Regions from separate parts of the Mus musculus genome. Here regions 1 and 3 are each linked to region 2. A link is a loop called in an ENCODE intact Hi-C map of the cell type or tissue named here. Cell type or tissue: left cerebral cortex. All regions are shown on one strand.

Evidence for each region. Hi-C counts contacts between places; a loop is a spot of excess contacts. Peaks named below come from ENCODE experiments on the same cell type or tissue, not always from the same donor. Only the 100,000 strongest peaks of a DNase experiment are listed, where the experiment ranks them.
Region 1: it touches region 2 in a loop (2.7-fold over the local background); 2 of 42 quality-filtered maps call a loop at or near these places.
Region 3: a loop joins it to region 2, with 2.6 times the contacts of the local background. A loop is called at or near these places in 2 of 42 quality-filtered maps.

Annotation. Positions count from the first base shown.
Region 1 is chr15:39,642,873-39,645,372 of GRCm38, reverse strand. The region is part of intron 22 of Rims2 (regulating synaptic membrane exocytosis 2); the gene reads right to left. Among named protein-coding and RNA genes, the nearest start is that of Dcstamp, 100 kb to the left of the region's middle. In left cerebral cortex, no CTCF peak of the experiment used is centred here; a DNase peak (open chromatin) is centred at 1,300.
Region 2 is chr15:39,815,954-39,818,453 of GRCm38, reverse strand. All of the region lies in intron 7 of Dpys (dihydropyrimidinase), which reads left to right. Among named protein-coding and RNA genes, the nearest start is that of Gm16291, 20 kb to the right of the region's middle. In left cerebral cortex, a CTCF peak has its summit at 1,184 (motif pointing right); DNase peaks (open chromatin) are centred at 44, 896, 1,206 and 2,090; H3K4me3 peaks cover 342 bases; H3K27ac peaks cover 1,974 bases.
Region 3 is chr15:39,634,673-39,637,172 of GRCm38, reverse strand. All of the region lies in intron 22 of Rims2 (regulating synaptic membrane exocytosis 2), which reads right to left. Among named protein-coding and RNA genes, the nearest start is that of Dcstamp, 110 kb to the left of the region's middle. In left cerebral cortex, no CTCF peak of the experiment used is centred here; a DNase peak (open chromatin) is centred at 1,096.

The sequences.
Region 1 (2,500 bases), 170 kb after region 2:
TTTTTTTGGTGAGAACTTTTTATTGAAAAAATTTTCATACAATGGATTCAAATTATACACCCCCCCCCACATCCCCACCATGCCAACCTCATGCCTTTTCCTCTGTTTACAAAACAAAGAGTGTGGGCCCTTATTTTTCATAGCTGTCATAGTTAGGGTTTCCTAGCTGCAAAGGGTCACCATGACCAAGGCAACTTTTATAAGGGACTACATTTAATTAGGTCTAGTTTACAGTCTCAGAGGTCCAGTCCATTATCATCATGACTGGAAGCATGGCAAGGTTCAGGCAGACATGGTACTGAAGGAGCCAAGAGTTCTACTTCTTGATCGGAAGGCAGCCAGGAAGAGACTCAGTCTTCTACGTTGGGCTAAGCATGAGCACTGGGAGCTCTCAAAGCCCGCCTACACAGTGACACACTTCCTCTAACAAGGACACACCTCCTAATAATTCGGCTTTCCATGGGCCAAGCTTATTCAAACAACCACAGTGGCTCTACTTATACAAAATGTCTGCAGGTCAGGTCATGTGAACTTTAATCTTTCAGGTATTTTGCTTTTAGCTCTAAACTGCGTCCCTTCATTATTTTCTTACATCTTTCATCACATGTCCCTTTATTTCTCCTCATTCTTTGTACAGTAATCAGATGCCCCTGCTCTGCCTTTAGAAAATTCTTGTATATAGCCAATTCCACATTGATTATCTGTGTCAGAAGTGTAGTTTTAAATTCCTGTTCCATTTAATTATTGAGTCAAAACAAATATAAACATACTTTAACACATCCTTAGTCTGTGCCTTTTAGATACACATGGAAGGTGTTTGATGCTTCCTCCATAAAGTTTTTTTTTTTTTCAGATAAACATAAAAGGGACCCTGGGGAGAGAATGAGAGGGAGTGAGGGACAAGAGAGACTAATGGAAAGTGAATGTAGTCTGAGTATATGGTATACTAGAACAAAAATGTCATTATTAAACTTGCTACCGTGAATATACACTAATAACAGCATCGAAACCTCTTTTGGATATTTTAGTTATACTTAGGCACTCACTATTTCTCCTGTACCTCAAATGGATTAGCATATAAAGCAAAGATCCATAGTCCCACAGAGCTCACAATCTAGCCAGGAGAATCACAGCAAAACAAACGAGTCCCTTCTACAATGGGACAGTGAGAGAGCACAGCACATAAAAAGGAGGAGGTGACAGCCAGCGTGGTCTCCACAAGATGATGATGTTGGCGACAAGTTTCGAGGATAGATTTCCTGTCCCCTGAGCTAACTGCCTTCCCTCCTTCTGTCACCATCTGCTTCCCCCAGTTATTTCGTACCAACAATGTGTGAGGCACTGTAAAGGATCCTGGGCATGAGATCTACGAGCGACTTTATTCTGTTCTTAGATCACAGCTAGCAGAAAGAGAAGCATAACAGAAGCATCCCTGCGTGCTAGGTGGTAAGGTAAAAGTGCGAACGCAAGTCACAGAACTGGAAGGAACGAATTCTACTATATTTTGACTGTCTTTGAAGAAAATATGCTCTCCCCTTTCTGACATTTCTACTATGTTGTCTGTTCTTCTTCATCAACTCCCCACTGTTGCTCAAACGAGTCCTGGAGGTAGTTAAACCAATTGTCTAAAAAAAAAAATTCCTGCACATATTCAGATATTTAGAAGTTTCTCACATTTAGTAAGGATATTCCGGCTTCTTTTAAAGAAAGCATGTCATCTTGACAGTGTTAAAGCTGAAAATCACATTGGCTTTTCTTTTTAGAGTCTCTTAGTTAGTTTTACTTAGTTTTCTTTGTCAAGTTCAGAGTCTATGGAAAAGTTTGTTTAACAAATGGCCTTCCTCCTTCAGGTTTTCTTTCTATAAGATCTGTTTGTATGAAGGAAGATAGACTATTCCATAGTATTCTTTTATAAATCTTATCCTCACCCCTCCCCAGGGCTCAGCTTTATCTCAAATACACGTCCTTCTTTGTTTTCAAATGCCAGGTTTTCCTTGTTTATTGCATCACAGGACTTCCCTATGGCACCGGCTACTCCAGTAGATCACTAAGCATTTTTTGTTAATCATATAATATCCCCTATATAAGGTGCTCTTCAATTTTAAACAGTCCATTTCTTCTAATTATTCACAACGCAGTTTAAAGAATTATTCCTATGAACCACATTTCCCGAGACTTAGGCATGTTCTCCATCCAGCTAGGAGAACATCAGTAGAGCGCACAGCTGAGTGCTTATTTAACACCTGTCACTCTAAAGCTTACAACTGCCTCCTGAAGCGCCTAATGATGCAAGGTGTGTGGGACATGTTCACTGCTGATATTTCATGCTCTCTGGGACAGAAATGAGTGGAACTCAGCACAGATCATGGGAACCGTGACATGGGAATCAAAACCATTGTCTAATTCTATCAGTAGAGCTGCTGGAAATCTGTTAGACTAGGTGTAAAGAAAATTCATCAGTTTTAATTTTTCCTTTTATGTTCCCTTCAATAATGGGGCC
Region 2 (2,500 bases):
ACTGGTCCTTCCTTTGGTCCAGGAAGAGGAGAGGGAATATAAGATGAGATAGTTTACTCTCAGAAGGGATGTGTTAAAAATACCGTTTGACAGCCACCAAACCCAGACACTATTGCATATGCCAGCAAGATTTTGCTGACAGGACCCTGATATAGCTGTCTCCTGTGAGGCTATGCCAGTGCCTGGCAAATACAGAAGTGGATGCTCACAGTCATCTATTGGATGGAACACAGGACCCCCAATGGAGGAGCTAGAGAAAGTACCCAAGGAGCTGAAGGGGTCTGCAACCCTATAGGAGGAACAACAATGTGAACTAACCAGTACCTCTCATTGTTGTGTCTCTAGTTGCATATGTAGAAGAAGATGGCCTAGTTGGCCATCATTGGGAGGAGAGGCCCCTTGGTCTTGCAAACTTTATATGCCCCAGCACAGGGGAACGCCAGGGCCAAGAAGTGGAAGTGAGTGGGTAGGGGAGCAGGGTGGGGGGGGGAGGGGTATAGGGGACTTTTGGGATAGCATTTGAAATGTAAATGAAGAAAATACCTAATAAAAAATTTTAAAAAAATGAAGCCGGGCGTGGTGGCACACGACTTTAATCCCAGCACTCGGAAGACAGAGGCAGGAGGATTTCTGAGTTCGAGGACAGCCTGGTCTACAAAGTGAGTTCCAGGACAGCCAGGGCTATACAGAGAAACCCTGGCTCGAAAAACAAAAAACAAACAAACAAAAATACTGTTTGAGAGGTTCAGAGCAGAGCGGTCCTGCATGAGGCCAGAGGGAGGTGTACTGTCACGTCACGTGGGATGAGAGTGGGCAGAGGATCCGTACCCGAGAGTCGAACTGAAGCTGAGGCAGAGTAAACTCAAGCACGGGGGAGGAGCAGGCGTCCAGGCTGCCTGAAGAAAGAAGAGAAGGCAGCCAGATGGCCTCCAATGTGAATTGTGTCTGTCATAGACTGAGCTGAATGTTCACAAAGTTAGCCTTGTGGAAAAGAATTATTTAATCAAGGGAAGAAATGGATTTATCCTACGATGGTGATTTTAACATTAGTTACAGTCCAGTGTTATATATGATTTCTGTTTTAACATATAATTAGACACTAGATGTTTTACTGCAAAATTCCTCAAATGCTTTTAGCATAAATGACAGAAGACGGCAATGTGCATTGAATCCCATATCCTGAAGGGGGCGCCCACAACCCGCACTGGGCTGCCCGATCTGCTGGTTATGTAAGGAGGCAGCCTCCTGAGAGAGGAAGCGATTGCTAACGCTCTGGGGGCTACATGGTACCTAGATGTTTCTGTGTGTTTGTTATTCCTGTTGGTTATTAACGGCACGTAGAAAACAGTGTGCTTGCCACATAGCCTGCTGCCCTAAAACCGGGTTTCATTAATGTCACCAAAGGAGGTCAGGAGAAAGAAAAGCCGGGCATCCACACTTTTCTCCTTCTGCTGCTTGTTTTGTAAATCTATAGAAGCTGCATGGTTCCAAGAGTGAGGCACTGACATCAGTGTGCTGATGGATCTCGAGAGAGGACTGGGAGTGGGCGTATGAGGGGAAAGGTAGGAAATCCTGATGAAAGATGACCTTAGACATAACAAGCCTGTAAAGAAAAAGTCCCTGCAAAACCAACTGCAATACCTCCTCTGTGTCATTGCACATTTAAAAAAAAAAAAAGGCTGCATTTAGTGCAAAGAGAACATTATCAACTTTTTTTTTTCTGCTTTGGAAATGAAGAGTCCCCTGTATTCAGTTTGACAGCTCATTGAGCCTGTGTCTATCTCTTGTGACAGAAGTGTGTGCCCTGTGCTTCACTGCTCCGGTCAAAGCTTTAGAGTTAAGGACATAGCCCTTTATCTAGTTGTTTGGCCTTTTTTGGGGTAGAATATTCTGGTACTTAGCTTATAGAGAAGAAATCAAGAGTGTGGGTTTCATGTGATATTGAAACAGAATTTTAAGGTGTCATATGGTTGAAACAGAGATCAGTCAAAATGGCCAACCTGTTAAAACTCTGATCAGAGAAAGGGGAATGTGAGCTGCCTGCAGGTCTGCAGGAGCAGCAGCAACTCGTGGTCTGGCAATTTAAGGCTCTCCTTTGAGCTCTGGTTCTTTGGTATTCATTAAAGAGCACTTAGTTACTATGGAAACTGTCCCTTTTCTGTATTTATGAGCTACAGGGCATCTCACAGCATCTCAAGCATACCAGCACAGCTGACTACTGTGTGCATTGAAACATTTGATGAAGACTTCTAGCCGCTCTGTATTCTGCAGAGGAGGCATATTTTTGTTTCCAGTTATTTGGGGTTTATTATTTTTTTTAAACTCAATTACAGCAAGCTTTGACCTTGCATTCACCATTCTGGAAGGCATTGTGCTGCCTCTCCTGCTTAATTTCCGTCCTTTTCTCAGTGTAGATAGAGATAAACGAATTTAACTTTGTATTCAGTGAAGAGTAATGACTTGAAGATTATGAATGTGCCCCTGGGTTCTGCCTAGGAAC
Region 3 (2,500 bases), 180 kb after region 2:
GCACTGTTCAGTTTAATTCCGAACTGCTTGTACAAGAGTGATGGATGTTAGGGTGAATATTCTTGCAATATTTTAAGTCAGATAAAAACAGTTTTGAAATGTTTGAAAACCACAAGATAAAAGCATAAGCTCCAACAACAATAACAAAAAAAAATAAGCAAGGGTAAGGACTAATTAATTTAACCTAAATGCAGACTGAAGTACTAATATAATATTAGTGGTACTAGTACTACAGAAACAAAAGTTATTACAGAGAGTTATGCCCTTGCTTGCCCCCATTCCCACTGGTGTTGGTGTGCTGTTTGGCGGGAATGTTAGAATACAGAGACGGATGCTTTGCTGGGAAGGATGCAAGAGCAGCCCCCCACCCCCGCTTTCAGCAAAGAAGCTGTTAGGACCTTAGGTAGATTAATTAAAATATTTGGGTGGATTTGTTTGTTTCTGGGCATGTAGGTATAGAAACAAATTCTCCCCCCAAGATCACAGGGGAGCTAGCTTAGTGAGCAGATGCCCCTCAGTGGTCTCTGTGCTCGGTGATCTGGCGTTCAGCGTTACACAGAGAGGTATATGGCTGAGACATACCACTTCCCTGAGCACTACCTGTGCTGACTCCTTCCTCACCAGAAGAGACACTCTCCCTAGTGTGCTTACACACAGGGCACTTTAGTGTGGAAACTGGCTCATAGGCCACATGACATTGCAACATGTGTGTCTGTCTTATTCAAAGCTCCATCTTTCATAGGTGGTACAGCATGTACACACAGTAGTTACTCAAGGAGTATTTGCTGAAGGAATGAATGGAGGTAGCATTGAAGTTACTCAGGCTAACAGAAAGAAGAAGCTGAACTTAAGCTCTTGACACAATTTTCAACAGATCTTTTCAGCTTAAAAGCTAAATTCCTACATTTCATTCACATAGAACAAATGGAGTAGCAATTTTGTTCCCAATGAAACCTCTCTGGCACAGGCTGAACTACTTCTGCATGAGTTAGTAATTTAAGACAGAAAAATAAAGATTCACACTTTCCACTCTTTTTGTACCGCAAGGAAAATGAGACCGATGTTCAAATACTATTAAATGCCAACAACTTTCCTCCCAAAATAGCTTTATTATGCCTCATGACAGCAGAAGTCCTTACACTGCCATCTAAGCGCCACTTCTGAGCTTATAATGAGCATGGTATGATTCAGAAGAGCTCTGTGCCTATTTTACAAGCAGGAATCAGAACAAAATGTTTCAGTAAACATGCTACACACATGGTGGCCCACAGCCAAGGAAGGAAATTTCATAGCATAACACGTTATTCATGTATTAGTGGTCATGTTGGTTGCACATAAACCCACCATGCTGTCAGTCAAACAAAGTATGTAGCACACAAACATATTCAGTAGAAAAGATGGAAAGTGATAAAAAAATGAGCATTACTGACCCTTTCCCTACCATACCGCATTTTTAACTTATTTTATAGTTTACTTCTTTTACACACACACACACACACACACAGTATGTAGAAATATAAACATATATAAATATATATAATACATGCATTTTATAGTCTAGTCCTATATACACACATAATATATAAGTATATATTTTATAGTTTACTACTACTTATAAACATACATACATGCGAAAATGCGCGCGCGCACACACACACACACACACACACACACACACACACACATGCTATGTTCTCCTGGCAGTACCCTCATACATGTTTATCAGGCCTTCTGGTTTTGTCAAGCAGATGGCTGGGGTGACTGCTCTGTATCATCAAGGCTGTGAGTACTCTGTTATGCTCTCACAGTGATGAAATGTCCTAATGACACCTTTATCAGAACACAATTCCATTTTTAAGTGATGCTTGACTATCTGTTGCTTAAGATTAGATAATTGTTAAGTAAACTATATTTAGGGATGGGTTATATGACTCTAGTACAAATTTTCACCAAGCTGATTCTGAGAATGAATTTTAAGACAGCCGCTCTTCTGGGGAAAGTATGTTTTCCCCATCACTTTGGATAACTTAAAAAGGTGTTGCTACAGTGCCATGTTGATCATGATTCAGTTGCTCACTATTATCAGATTCAAAATAACCAAATATAGGAATAAAGACTGCTTGACACCACATAATTGTCTATTAGGTAATAGTGTCTTTGAAAATGCTAAAGGTCCTACCATATTTATGGTTTAAAACTTTTTTATATGTACCTTTTAAAATTATTATTATTTTCTTTATTTACACTTCAAATGTTATCCCCTTTCCTAGTTTCCCCTCCGAAAATCCCAACCCACCCACTGCCATTTCCTGGCTCTGGCATTCCCCTACACTGGGGTATAGAACCTTCACAGAACCAAGGGTCTCTCCTCCCATTGATGACCAACTAGGCCATCCTCTGCTACATATACAGCTGGAGCCATGAGTCCCGCCATGTGTTTTCTTTGGTTGGTGGTTTAGACCCAGGGAGCTCTGGGGGTACTGGTTAGTTCGTATTGTTG